3 separate regions of the Homo sapiens genome follow, and all the other regions are linked to region 3. Evidence: chromatin contacts called from ENCODE Hi-C or POLR2A ChIA-PET data. All regions are on one chromosome and are shown on one strand. Each heading gives the region's core, a stretch centred on a gene start or an enhancer-like site at or near the end of the contact. The rest is flanking DNA. Distances are from core to core; before and after follow the strand shown.

The links. Hi-C counts contacts between places; a loop is a spot of excess contacts on that map. ChIA-PET counts read pairs that join two places held with the same protein, here RNA polymerase II (POLR2A). Pooled maps may share reads with other maps.
Region 1: a loop to region 3 is called in a pooled map, with 3 times the contacts of the local background. The contact joins two enhancer-like sites. A Hi-C loop is called at or near these places in 2 of 168 maps with a recorded cell type or tissue (PC-9 and sigmoid colon) and 4 of 50 pooled maps. POLR2A ChIA-PET finds 5 or more read pairs at or near these places in 2 of 52 experiments (A549 and AG04450).
Region 2: a pooled map shows a loop between it and region 3 (2.3-fold over the local background). The contact joins the promoter of LINC02834 here to the enhancer-like site in region 3. A Hi-C loop is called at or near these places in 2 of 168 maps with a recorded cell type or tissue (IMR-90 and uterus), 1 of 37 single-sample maps with no recorded cell type and 1 of 50 pooled maps. POLR2A ChIA-PET finds 5 or more read pairs at or near these places in 2 of 52 experiments (AG04450 and BJ).

The regions. Positions count from the first base shown.
Region 1 is chr9:86,739,171-86,743,789 of GRCh38, forward strand. No RefSeq gene overlaps it. Among named protein-coding and RNA genes, the nearest start is that of LINC02834, 33 kb to the left of the region's middle. Within about 2 kb of position 2,326, at least 5 of the 41 ENCODE cell types and tissues checked have a DNase peak (open chromatin) inside an H3K27ac peak, as active enhancers do; they include PC-9, where a contact is called at or near this core.
Region 2 is chr9:86,706,823-86,711,047 of GRCh38, forward strand. LINC02834 (long intergenic non-protein coding RNA 2834) reads right to left here and starts at 1,483. Exons shown (of 3, transcript XR_930070.3): 1 at 1,393-1,483.
Region 3 is chr9:86,493,018-86,497,174 of GRCh38, forward strand. The region is part of intron 1 of LOC102724080 (a long non-coding RNA gene); the gene reads left to right. Among named protein-coding and RNA genes, the nearest start is that of TUT7, 140 kb to the left of the region's middle. Within about 2 kb of position 1,819, at least 2 of the 41 ENCODE cell types and tissues checked have a DNase peak (open chromatin) inside an H3K27ac peak, as active enhancers do; they include PC-9, where a contact is called at or near this core.

The DNA.
Region 1 (4,619 bases), core at 1,076-3,575, 250 kb after region 3:
CTTGGGCTACTTTTTCAGATTTGTTACCACCACCCTCTTTTATTCATCAAAAATGCTAGCCATAAAGAAGTCCTAGTTGTCCCTTGAACATATGGTGCATTACTTCATGGGGGAACCTTTAAATGGGTAAATCATTTCAGGAATGTTCTTCCCAAGCGTCTCATCCTGCTTAATTTTCAAGGTCAGATTTAAAGTGCTCTGGACTCCACAGGTGATGGGATAAAATATAGATGTTAAGAACTAGGGATTCTTAGTTAAAATTCTGCCAAACTTGATTCCCATTTGGGTAATGGCTTTGCCGCCATGTCCTCGATGGCTGGTCCAGTCCTGGTCTGGAGGAAGGGCTCAGCAACTTCTAGCTAAGTAAATGCAGTGTTATTTCCCTAGGCATCACTGATCTCCCTAGCTGCCTGCATCTGAGCCTCCTGCACCATCACACATCCCCTCAGTGGGCACTACTCTTATTTGTGATGTTTCCCCTACTGAGCTATGACCTCTGAAGATCAGGGACCACAGTCATTCATCCTACAAACTGGTATTAGCTCTACTCAGTGCTAGGCGCTGTCCTAGGGGATTAGGTTTTAGCAAGGCACAAAACTGACCAAGGTCTCTGCCCTTAGATAGCTTACATTTTAGCACTGGCAGACTCAGGAGCATATTCAGTGAATAAATTGTGTGATATTAGAAAACAGTGCTAGTAAAAACATAGTACAGCAGAGCTAGGAGTCATGGCTCATGCCCAAATTCCCAGCTACTCCGGAGGCAGAGGCAGGAGGATACCTTGGACCCAGGAGTTGGAGGCTGCGGTAAGCTGTGATCACACCACTGCACTCCAACCTGGGGGACAGAATGAGACTCTGTCTTCTTAAAAAAACAAAAAACAAAGTAGAGCAGGAGAGGAAATTGGGGGTTGCAAAGGTTGGACTGTCAGGATACATTTCAGAGGGAAGACACAGAGTAAAATTTGAAGGCAGCTGGGCATCATTCATTAAAATTCTGCTGAAATGTAGTCTCTATTTGGATAATATCAACCAAGGATTTGCCAAGGAGCTCTCTGAACAGAGAACATTCCAGATAGAGGGGACAGTTGAAGAAAGGCCCCATAAGGGACACGGATGAAGCTGGAAACCATCATTCTCAGCAAACTATCGCAAGGACAAAAAACCAGACACCTCATTTTCTCACTCATAGGTGGGAATTGAAACGTGAGAACACATGGACACAGGAAGGGGAACATCACACTGGGGCCTGTTGTGGGGTGGGGGGATGGGGGAGGGATAGCATTTGGAGATATACCTAATGTTAAATGACGAGTTACTGGGTGCAGCACACCAACATGGCGCATGTATACATATGTAATTATCCTGCACGTTGTGCACATGTACCCTAAAACCTAAAGTATAATAAAAAAAAGAAAAGAATAAAAGGCCCCAAGGCCGACCTGTGCCTGGAACTTCTGGGAACACAGAGGAAGCTGAGCCTCTGGTGTAGAGCAAGTGAGTAAGGGGCGGGAGGTAAAGAGGGGAGTCAGGGAGGTGAGGAGCATGGGGCCTTGGGCAGGGTCCCATCTGTAAAACGCAGATGACCTCAAGGATGCTGTTTGAAGGTTAGATGAGGTGATATATGAAAAGTACTCGGCACAGTCTAACACCACAGGGCTGTCCAATGGAAACATCATGTGAGCCACACGCGCAATCCTAAATTCCTAATAGCCACAATTTTAAAATGCCAAGAAATGGTGAAATTAAATTAAATAATATTTTCCTTAACTTTCTGTATATTGTCTTGCTATATATAAACATAATAGTATATATATATTTAACAACAAAATATTATCATTCTAATGTGTCATCAATGTAAAAAATTATTAATAAGATATTTTACATTTTTTTAAATAAAATCTTCAGAATCTGGTGTGTGTTTTATTCTTACATCTCAATTCAGCCAGTCACATTTTAAGGACTGCACAGCCAAGTGTGGCTAACAACTGCCGTATTAGACAGTGCAGGTCTGGCACATTGTAAATGCTTAAAAAACATTAAATATCATGAAACACGACAGGAATTGGGAAATATGCTTGGTCCTGGTATTGAAGGAGGAAGAAATGGAAACTTTGGAGGCTTGTATCAAATAAAGGTCTGATGGCCTCTCCTGCTGGTTTTCCTCCCTGTCCCTTGGTATGGGATCCCAGAATTTCTCAACTTGAAGTGACCTAGAAATGCAGTCTAACAGGAAAGATCAGGTGCCAGCCTGTAGGTGACTTGGAGAGGCAAGAATGTGAGTCCTCTGTCTCCCGGGGTTCCTCTGCCACCTCTGTTCCAGCTCCTATTGCGACTCATATCTCACTACACCATGAGTCACTTCATCCAAGTCTCTGCTTGGCCTAAGGTCACACCCAGAATTTCTACCCTGGGAGTTTCTCCACTGAAGGTGTCTGATTTCAAGATCTGGGTTGTGTTTTCAAACAACACTTCAGCACCTTTCAAAGTGACGTCATGGTAAGAGTGATGGTATTAACTCCAGCCCTGGTACTAGGGGATGGATGGCAAGAGCTCAGACTCCCGGCAAGCTGGCTGCTCAGAGAGGGACACAAGGGAAAGCTCCACCTATTAGCTGTGTTTTTCCAACTAAAGATTTAATTAAGCCACTGCTGTGTCAATATTCTTAGCATGCCACCCACCTCTTCCCTTGGATGAAAACATTGTTTGGTTGCCAAGCACGGATTCAGAGGGGAATTGAAGCTCGCTAGAGGGAAAACAGTATCGAGATGCAACCTATAGTCCCTCCATGGAAGGGCCATTTGGTGTGGGCTTCTGGTTGCTTTGTGGTTTCTGCAGGCTGTGCACACAGCTGCACTCCAGACCTGGAACAGGGCCTCAAACCTTTCAAAGGGCTCCTATGGAATTACTTGACTTCCTTTTTCTCTTCTGTCAGCTTCTGTCTTTCTCTCAGGAAAGAGTGTCCAGTGGGCAAACTGGGTTTGCCACCCTGGTTCCTTAAAACCATAATTGTTAGTCTTTCTGTTCGAACAGCTCTTTATTATAACAGTGCTGCTTTTGCCGTTGTGTTTTGAGCACCTGTCTTATGACTTGAACCTTGCATCTGTCATTTCTTATCTTCTACAAGCCTGTGAGGGAGGTGGCATTACTATCTTTATTTTAAATGGTTGAGCAAATAGAAGGATTGAGAGGTTAAGTAACTTGCTCAAGGTCACTAAGTCTCAGACTTGGGATTTGACTTGACTATTGCTACTTTCAAAAAAAAAATAGTAATAACAATAAAATATAGTAAGTGGCAATACACAATGAGCATCCAATGAAAGGAAGCATCATTATAACACAAATTGGATAAATGTATAATTTATGTTGGCACCTCACTCTTCCTGCTACTGGGCCAGAAGTGCTGTCATTACACAGACTTGCTTTGCATTTTAATAGATAATAACGGATTCCCGAGGAAGCAGTGTCTTCTTCTGGTGCTACTGATTCTCAAGTGATGGACAGTCAAGTTCTGAGGGAATGAGGCAGTCTAGGAGCTTGCATTTGCAGAGAAAGGGTGAAAAGAAAGAGTGGCACAGGTTTCCAGATAGAAAGAGGGCAAAGATCGATTTACTCGCTTTAATTTTGTATGTGGCTGATTGTGGCAGAGATGATTCCTGCTTCCTGGATATTCCCTATGCCCCTCTCCATTTTCCAGCCTCCCTTGCAATTAGATCAGGTCATGTGACTTGTCCTAGTGAATTAAAGCGGGGGCACTGTATATATCTTTCTGGCTAAGAGGGCATTTGTTTCCTCCATCCCTTTCTTTTCCTACCTTAGCAATCTCAAAAAGCACATGTTCCAAAAGCCTACAGGATGGAGGACAGCGTCTGAATCCCTTTAGACTTTGAAGCAACCAAGAAATAAGGCTTTATTGTGCTATGCTACTGAAATTCTAGGGCTCATCTGTCCCTGCAGCAGAGCCTGGCCCATTCTGAATGGTGCGCCCATGACCCTTGATTGTCAAGTCCCTTCACCGTCAGCATTTTTTTTTGTATGAGCCAGTTTCTACTTCTCAGAAGGGAGCAAAATGGTGCTTTGGCCAAGGATTGGCTTATTCTTCACCCTGAAATGGCGTGGCCTAGGATTGGCCTATTCTTCACCCTGAAATGTGACCATCCTGAGATTATTTTCCCAGTGGTAATAAGGTGTTGGCACCATTTCCTCTGCCTCTTTTGGCATAGGGCAGAGGCAACCATCCCTCTAGGAGGACAGAGACACTTGCAGATGAGGACTTCTCAGTCAGTTCTCTTGGTTTCTATGTCTTTGTCCTCTCCCGGTTTCTTTTCTACTTCATGGGAGAATCCTTGAGTTCCTGCTGACTTCTCCCTCCCTTCTCCATATCTGAACTTTAGGGCACCCCCAGAGTTATATCCTGGAACTCCTTCTCTTGGCATCCCAGGTGATTCCCCTGGTCCATGACTTTAAACACCATCCCTATGCAGATGATTCCCATCTTCATATCTCTATCCCTGACCTGGAGCCAAGAGGACCCATTTATTCAGTTGCTTCCCTGACATCTCTACTCTCATAGACATTAAAAACTTAGCATGCCCATAAGGAGCCACGGATTTACCCACA
Region 2 (4,225 bases), core at 233-2,732, 210 kb after region 3:
TAAACACGGGGCTCCCCCCTCAGCCCCATCACCTTGCCTGGGAGGGGAACCATCTCTGGAAGTACATTTGCATTTCACCTCTAGGCATGGGCTGAAGACCTACTAGCTCTTCCCCCCAACCCCCAAGCCCTCGTCCTATATTAGTTTAGAGCTTTGATTGTACCTTTATTGTCAGCTCTATTTATTTACTTTTCTTTTTTGGTGGCCATTGATCCTTCAGTGGGCTAACTCACCCAGGCTGGAAGCAAACTTAATTTGGGAGAGTCCAATTTTATCAAATGTATCACAGAATCTGTTTTTGAGCTAAAATGAAACTACGGCTATAATTCACCAAAAGTTAGTTAGCGTTCTGTCCTGCAGTTATTGCAAACCAAGTTGCCTGCCAGATTTCTTCAATACTCTGGGGTTGTTGGAAATAGAATTTCATGCGTTCCCACCTTAGGAGTTGGTGGAAGCCAGGTAGGGGCCTCAGATTAATGTCAGAATGTCCACTTTCATCTATGATTATGACAGTGTTGTTGCTGCCCTTGCTGGAAAAATCTCGTTGTTAGCTACATCTCTCCAGAGCCAGATGGAAGACTGCTTTGGTATGTGAGAAAGTTCTCAAAGGAGAAGGCAGAGACCCTTCTGACAACTTGAATGAGCTCTGCTGTTTTCCCTATCACTTCCTATCCCTTTCCTTTCAGTTCTAAATCTGTTGTCCCTTTTCCTCTTTTGCTGGCTGATCCCTTTTGGCTCACCCTTTAGAGATGGGCTTCGGAGTTCCTCACTTCTGTCCTGTCTTCATTCTCCACTCTGGGAATGTACTTTCGTTCCCACATCTATACCTCTGAACCTGAAGGTTCCACTCCCTGCTGGGCTATTACCACTGGGCCATCTCATCAGAGAAGAGATGAGGGCTTCCACCAGCCCCTAAGGTGAGAATGCATGAAATTCTATTTCCAACAACCCAAGATTTTTGAAGAAATCTGGCAAGTGACTTGGTTTGCAATAATCTCAGGACAGAACACTAACTTTGGGGAATTATAGCCATGGTTTACATTTTAGCTCAAAAACAGATTCTGTGATACATTTGATAAAATTGGACACTCCCAAATTATGTTTGCTTCCTTAACTTCACTAAGTGGAGCCTTTGTTTTCAAGTCCCAGCTCTTCCTCTTCTCATTGTCCATTTTATACACATTGGCATGACTTCAACTACTCTTCCCCTCTTGCTGTGTGTCTGCCAGTCAGTCAGTTATACATAGTTTATCCCCATTGCACATCATATCTCTGCCCTCTTGCCACTGCTTGGCCTCAAGCTGTGGGCAATTCTTGTTTATGTTATCACAATAACCTTTCAGCTGTTCTCTGTCTCTCTAATCTCTTACTAAATTAGCGTGCTCTACATACCACCACAAATGATCATCTTTCTAAAACGCAGATTAGATATTTCTTTCTCCTTGTTGAAACATGCCATGGCTTCCTATGGCCCTATAAGGGAATAAAGTCCCAGATCCTTAGTAGGTGCTCAAAGTTGACACGATGAGGCTGCTCAACCTACCTTCATGCCATTGTGACACGTAACCTCCATGAAGTAGCCTGTTTCCTGAGCTGTTGCACATTTGTATCTGCCTATTTCTTTTCTTATGTTATTCCCTGCACATTACCCCAGGCCACTCTTCTGCTTGTCAAAACTCTGCTCATTAATTAAAGTTTACCTTAAAATATTACTCACAATATTTTATTCACAAGGACACAATATGTGTCCCTTTCTCTGTTAAATTATTCCATCTGTTGAACTTCCCACTGAATTTGGATACACTGTGATTGCATTCATTTAATCTTACTTTTCTATGAGTTTGTCTTTTTTACTAGATTGTTCATCTCTGGGTAGCTTAGGTGTCACTTTGTCCCCTAACTGCTTTGGATGTTTCTGCATCCACTCTTAGGTTGGTGGAAGTCTGAGGCCCTCTCTAGATTTCTGCTGAATATGGGGAATGTAAGCGTGTGTGTGTGTGTGTGTGTGTGTGTGTGTGTAACACGGGGGGCCACATTCTCCTGACTTTCTCTGCTTATCTGACTTTGTTCACTTGTTGAGTTTGATGGCATCATTTTGTTCCCAATAAGAAACATCTTTGCTTCCATAATGAGGAATGTACTTATTTCTCACACTGAGGTCTCATGAGTTTGATAGACTTTCTAGAAAAAGAAAATTGTTGGGTGAAGCAGTCATGGGGTGACCACATCATTGAGTTCTCAGCCTTCCACCAGCGGGAGCTCTGCTGCCTCCTTCCCCGTCTCTCCCTCCCAGCTTCACTTCCCTCCCCTCGCAGGTGGTCTGGGACCTGCAGTTGGTGACATTTCAACTTTCAGGACAACTTCCCTTCTCGTTAGCCTGGGTGCAGGAGGAGCCTGTGACACTCAGAACGCTTACCTTTTCCAAGACTCTGATAAAAGAATTTTACTTAACACAGTTGCTTCTTAAAGGAAATCCTGGTGTCAGCTGTGAAGATCCTCACATTGTCTCTTTCTCAGAGCAGCACATGTGTATTCTCACATTTTTGGTATAATGTTGCCAAAGACATTCAGAAAACAAATAATTGGCTGCCTGCCACTGAATGCTTTTCTCTTTAGAGAGGGAATCCCAGGAAAGGTAGAAGTTGATGGCGCCCGATATGGACTCTCCAGAGGGTCTTTGGGAAATGATACAGATCTAACTGCAGAGGCAAGTGTCCAGTGCTGTGGAATGAAGGGCCTAAAGGTGGTGTGGTGGTGACAGTGTGTCTGAGGTCCCCGGCACCACTGGGCATGTCCTATGACTGTTGCTCCTGTGGCTGGATCACAGCTGCTCTCTGCCTTCCTGGGTTCCTTCCAAGTCTTGCTCTCTAGCTGTCTCACACATTTCCCAAGCTTCCCTCTATTTGTCTCATAAGTTCTTTCTTTCGGTGCCCCTTTTTGTTGTTTGCCACCAAAAGCCCAGACTGGTACAAAAGCTTTGCATATGGTTTATGCTGAAAAATATCTTTAGAGGAATCTAGTGAATGCTTAAAATTACCAAAATTATAAATTATAATTTCTTTTATCATTTGGGTAGTATGAACTTGACCAACATTATCCCATGTTTTTCCTCTGTCCCCATGTTTAATCCAACTATTTCCATGTTTTAGTCTCTGTGAATTTAAGGCTAAAGTAATTTTTTTTTTTTTTTGAGACAGTTTTGCACTGTTGCCCGGGCTGGAGTGTAATGGCGCAATCTTGGCTCACTGCAACCTCTGCCTCCCGGGTTCAAGCAATTCTCCTGCCTCAGCCTCCTGAGTAGCTGGGATTACAGGCTCCCACCACTAAGCCCGGCTAATTTTTTGTATTTTTTTAGTAGAAAGGGGGTCTCATCATGTTGGCCAAGCTGGTCTCGAACTCCTGACTTCGTGATCCACCCACCTCAGCCTCCCAAAGTGCTGAGATTACAGGCGTGAGCCACCGCACCTGGCATTTTTTTTTTTTTTTTTTTGAGACAGAGTTTTGCTCTTGTTGCCCAGGGGTGGAGTGTTATGGCATGATCTTGGCTCACTGCAACCTCCACCTCCCAGGTTCAAGCGATTCTCCTGCCTCAGCCTCCCAAGTAGCTGGGATTACAGACACCTGCTACCACCCTTGGCTAATTTTTGTATTTTTGGTAGAGATGGGGTTTCATGATGTTGGCCAGGCTGGTCTCAAACTCCTGACCTCAGGTAATCCACCTACCTCGGCCTCCCAAAGTGCTAGGATTACAGGCGTGAGTAAATTTTTTTATTAGATTATAAAAGCTTATTTTTTATTGAACTCTCAGAGAGCTTAAAATGTCTAGATGTTATTGGTTCTGAGTATACACCAATTCCTGCTTTTGTAGTTAACTCTAAGTGACGTGCTTGGGGAATGGATTTAACCTGTTTTCTTGGATGAAAAGTAGGTGCTTCTAGACAAAGCATTGTAAAGAAAGTCCCAAAGTCATTTGCAGATGTTAGTCATCTCCTAATTCCTTTATAAGTTCCTCATTTTGGTACGCCTGGACCACATGCCATCCACAACTGTTGAAGGGAGTGTCTGTGGGCAAAAAATAGCTCAAAACCTTTGAATTTAGAATTTTATTTAAGTGGTGCTTATAGCAAGAGTTTTGAAACAGTGATCTGCAGAGCCAGGCTGGGGGTCTTACAGGAGATGTGCATGGAGAAGTGACAAGGCCAACACCTCTTCATGCAGGACAGCA
Region 3 (4,157 bases), core at 569-3,068:
TAAAAACAACCTTTGTAATCCTGGTTTTTAGCATCCTATAAGGCACATGGAAAGGGCTGTTACTGCAGAAAGAATAAACAAAGGAGTGAATGAAATGGCCTTCATGCTTTTGGGGTCCACTGAACGCTTTACTCTTTGGAGCCTGCTGCATTGCTGTCAAGTCTCATCAAAACCATAGCTTCAAAAGCTACTGCGTTTAGCCTCACAGATTTTGGATAATCATTGAGCCACAAAAATGCTGCTGATGACATAAGTTTTCAATGGTCAATGAGCATTTCCATGGTTATCTCTTCCTTTGTTTGCCTATCCAAAGGCCTAAAAGCACAAACTATATGCACCGAAGAGTTCTCTTTTTTTTTTTTTTTTTTTTTTTTGAGACGGAGTCTCGCTCTGTCGCCCAGGCTGGAGTGCAGTGGCGCAATCTCGGCTCACTGCAAGCTCCGCCTCCCGGGTTCATGCCATTCTCCTACCTCAGCCTCCTGAGTAGCTGGGACTACAGGCGACCGCAACCTCGCCCAGCTAATTTTTTTTTTTTTGTATTTTTAGTAGAGATGGGGTTTCACCATGTTAGCCAGGATGGTCTCGATCTCCTGACCTCGTGATCCACCCGCCTCGGCCTCCCAAAGTACTGGGATTACAGGCGTGAGCCACCGTGCCCTGTCGAGTTCTCCTCTTTATCCCATGAAACCCAAGGGAAAAATATAAAAAGAATGGTGCATGATTTAGCATTGTTTTTTGTTAGATCCATTTTCTGGTTCTTTCTAGGTCAGTTCTGATTTCTCAGGCCTATGCATGTGGGCCAGTGTGAATTTGCATGGTTACCTAGAGACATAGTGCTCTAAACTTAACCAGACATTGAAGGAACTCACCAAATTTCTAAGGTAACAGGAAAACTGTTGTGATTCTAGACTCAATAATTTATGGTCATGCCACAAATGCTGAGTTGGGGTGTCAAGCCCTGTGGCCGCACTCCTATTAGTGGTATTCCTCCTTAAGGACCCAGCTTGAGCTGTCCTGTTCCTGGCTTGTGTATTCTTCCATCACTAATTACATAATAATAACAGCTTCCATTTGTCCTGTGCTTTGAAAAGAGATGGTGGTTATAAAGGATCTTCTTTACACATTGTGAAACGTGCAATGGACCATTCATCACAGAGATGATGAGCTTTATTCATTCATTCATCTATTATTCTAGATGTCCAGCACAATGCCTGGCAGGCAGGAGGCACTGAGTCAACACATGCGTGTTGAGTGAATGAGAAAAATTATCACATTATATCTAGTTTTGGAAAAGTGTGCCAAGGCTATAAGAAGTTTTTAATGCACAAAAACTTACATTATTTAATGCCAGGCACAATTTTAAATGCCTTACCTATATTAACCCATTTAGTCTTCATAACTATCCCTAGAGGTGATTATAGATCACCCCCTTATAGATGGGGAAGCTGACTATGTGTGGAGGTTGAGTGAGTTTTCCGAGTCAGTGAATGGCAGAGCTGAGATTTGAACACAGGCATTCTGTGTAAAGAGATTGTACCTTTAACCATGATCTCATACTGCCTTTCAAGTTACGATACTGCTAATGTTTGTAGGTTCTCAGGAGAAGGAGCACACACACAAAGTAATTCCTTAAAAACAACATAGGCTGTTAGTTCCAAGTCTCTTCTAGACTTGAAGCAAATGTCTGGGATTTAGTTAGGGAGTTAGGGAGGATGAGTGGCATCTGTTGAACACACCAGAGTGCTAAAATCTTATCTTTGCTGATTTCCTAACTCATATTTCAAGTCACACAAGAAATACTTCTGGATTTATTTGTCCCAAGGAACTTACACAAAAGGCATTTGATTTAATGACGTCAAGTGATCAGTATTTGTCCAGTAGTCTTATCTCGAGTGTTATGAAACTATTTTTATTGTTTCCTTTTGAGCAGCTATAGAGACGGTTTCACAGCTAATTCCCATTTCTGTGCTGCTTCCTTAGCATATGGTTGGTTGTGCACGTCTAGACAGTCAACCCATAGAGTTGCGCATGAAACAAAACTTGAAGATAATGAATCATGAATCTGAATCATGGATCCAGTTCCACAGGCACCTCACTAGTGTTCTCTTTTCTATTTGTAATTTTCAATTTTGGCTACTGCTACTGTTTGTGAAAGTAACATATGCATGTTGGCACAAATGAGGCAATATAAATATATAGAAAGAAAAAGTAAATTAATCATTCGACTATTTTTATGTAGATCTATTTTTGAGCTCTCTATTCTGTTCCATTGATCTTTTTGTCTCTCCTTTCACCAATACCAGACTCTCTTACTTACTGTAGCTTTATGGTCATTTAGTGTCAGTCTTTTAGCTTTGTTCTTTTACTTCAATGTTGTGTTAGCTGGTCTGGGTCTTTTGTCTCTCCAAATAAACTTTAAAATCAGGTTTCAATACCCACAGAATAACTTGCTGAGATTTTTTTTCTTTCTTTTCTTATCCTTTCTTTCTTCTCTTTCTTTCTTTCCTCTTTCTCTCTTTCTCTCTCTCTTTCTTTCTTCTCTTTCTCTCTCTCTTTCTTTCTTTTTTTTGAGACAGATTCTTGCTATGTTTCACAGTCTGGTCTTAAACTCCTAGGCTCGAGTGATCTTCCTGCCTCAGCCTCCAAAGTGGCTGGGACTATAGGTGCCCATCACTGCACCCTACCTTACTGAAATTTTGATTGGTATTACACTGAATGTATACATCAAGTTGTGAAGAACTTGCATCTTGATAATATTGAGTCTTCCAATTCATGCACATGGAATATTTCATTTATTTAGTTCTTTTCTTAGAGTTTTATAGCTTTCCTTGAACAGATTTTGTACATATTTTGTTAGATTTGTACCTAAGTATTTCATTTTTTTTGAGTGTGAATATAAATGATATTGTGTTTCAGTTTCTACTTACTCATTGCAGGTATGTGGGAAAGTGATTGACTTTTGTGTATTAACCTTGCATCCTTCATCCTTACTTACTATAGTTGCTTATTAGTTCCAAGAGTGTTTTTTGTTGTTGCTGTTGATTCTTTTGGGCTTTTTATGTAGACTATCATGTCATCTGTGAAAAAAGACAGTTTTATTTCTTCCTCCTCAATCTATTTAACTTTTATTTCATTTTCTTGTCTCATTGAATTAGCTAGGACTTCCAATACAATGTTGAAAAGCAGTACTGAGAGAGGATGCCTTTGCTTTGATCCTGATCTTAATGGGAAAACTTCCAGTTTCTCACCATTAGGTATGAGGTTAGCTGCAGGTTTTTGTAGACACTCCTTATCAGGTTGAGGAAGTTTCCCTCTATTTAGCCTTGATTACTGAGAGTTTTTGTCATGAATGAATGTTGAATTTTTAAAATACTTTTTTTGCATGTTTTGAGATGATCATATGTTTGTTTGTTCTTTACCCTGCAGATGTCATGTATTACATCAATTGAGTTTTGAATGTTGAACCAGCCTTGCATACCTGAGATAAATCCCACTTGGTCGTGGTTTATAATCCCTTTTAGACATTGTTGGTTTTGATTTGCTATTTTTTGAGCATTTTGCATCTATGTTCATGAAAGATATTGGTCTGTAATTTTCTTGTAATGTCTTTGTCTGGTTTTGTTATTAGGGTAATGTTGGCCTCATAGAATGAGTTAAGAAGTATTCTTTCTACTTCTATCTTCTGTAAAAGATTATACGAAATTGGTATAATTTCTTTCTTAAATGTTTGGAAGAATTCGCTAGTGACTGAGCCTGGTGCTTTCTATTTTGGAAGGTGGTTGATAATGTACTTAATTTCTTTAATAAATATAGGTCTATAACTCCTATAATCCCAGCACTTTGGGAGGCTGAGGCGGGTGAATTACTTGAGGTCAGGAGTTCAAGACAAGCCTGGCCAACATGATGAAACCCCATCCTTACTAAAAATAAAAAAATTAGCCAAGCATGGTCTCACATGCCTGCAATCCTAGCTGCTTGGGAAGCTGAGGCACAAGAATCACTTGAACCTGGGAGCTGGAGGTTGCAGTGAGCTGAGATTGTGCCGTTGCACTCCAGCCTGGGTGATAGAGCGAGACTCCATGTCAATAAATAAATAATAAATATACGTCTATTCAGAGTCTCTATTTTTTCTTGTGTGAGTTTTAGAAAATTGTGTC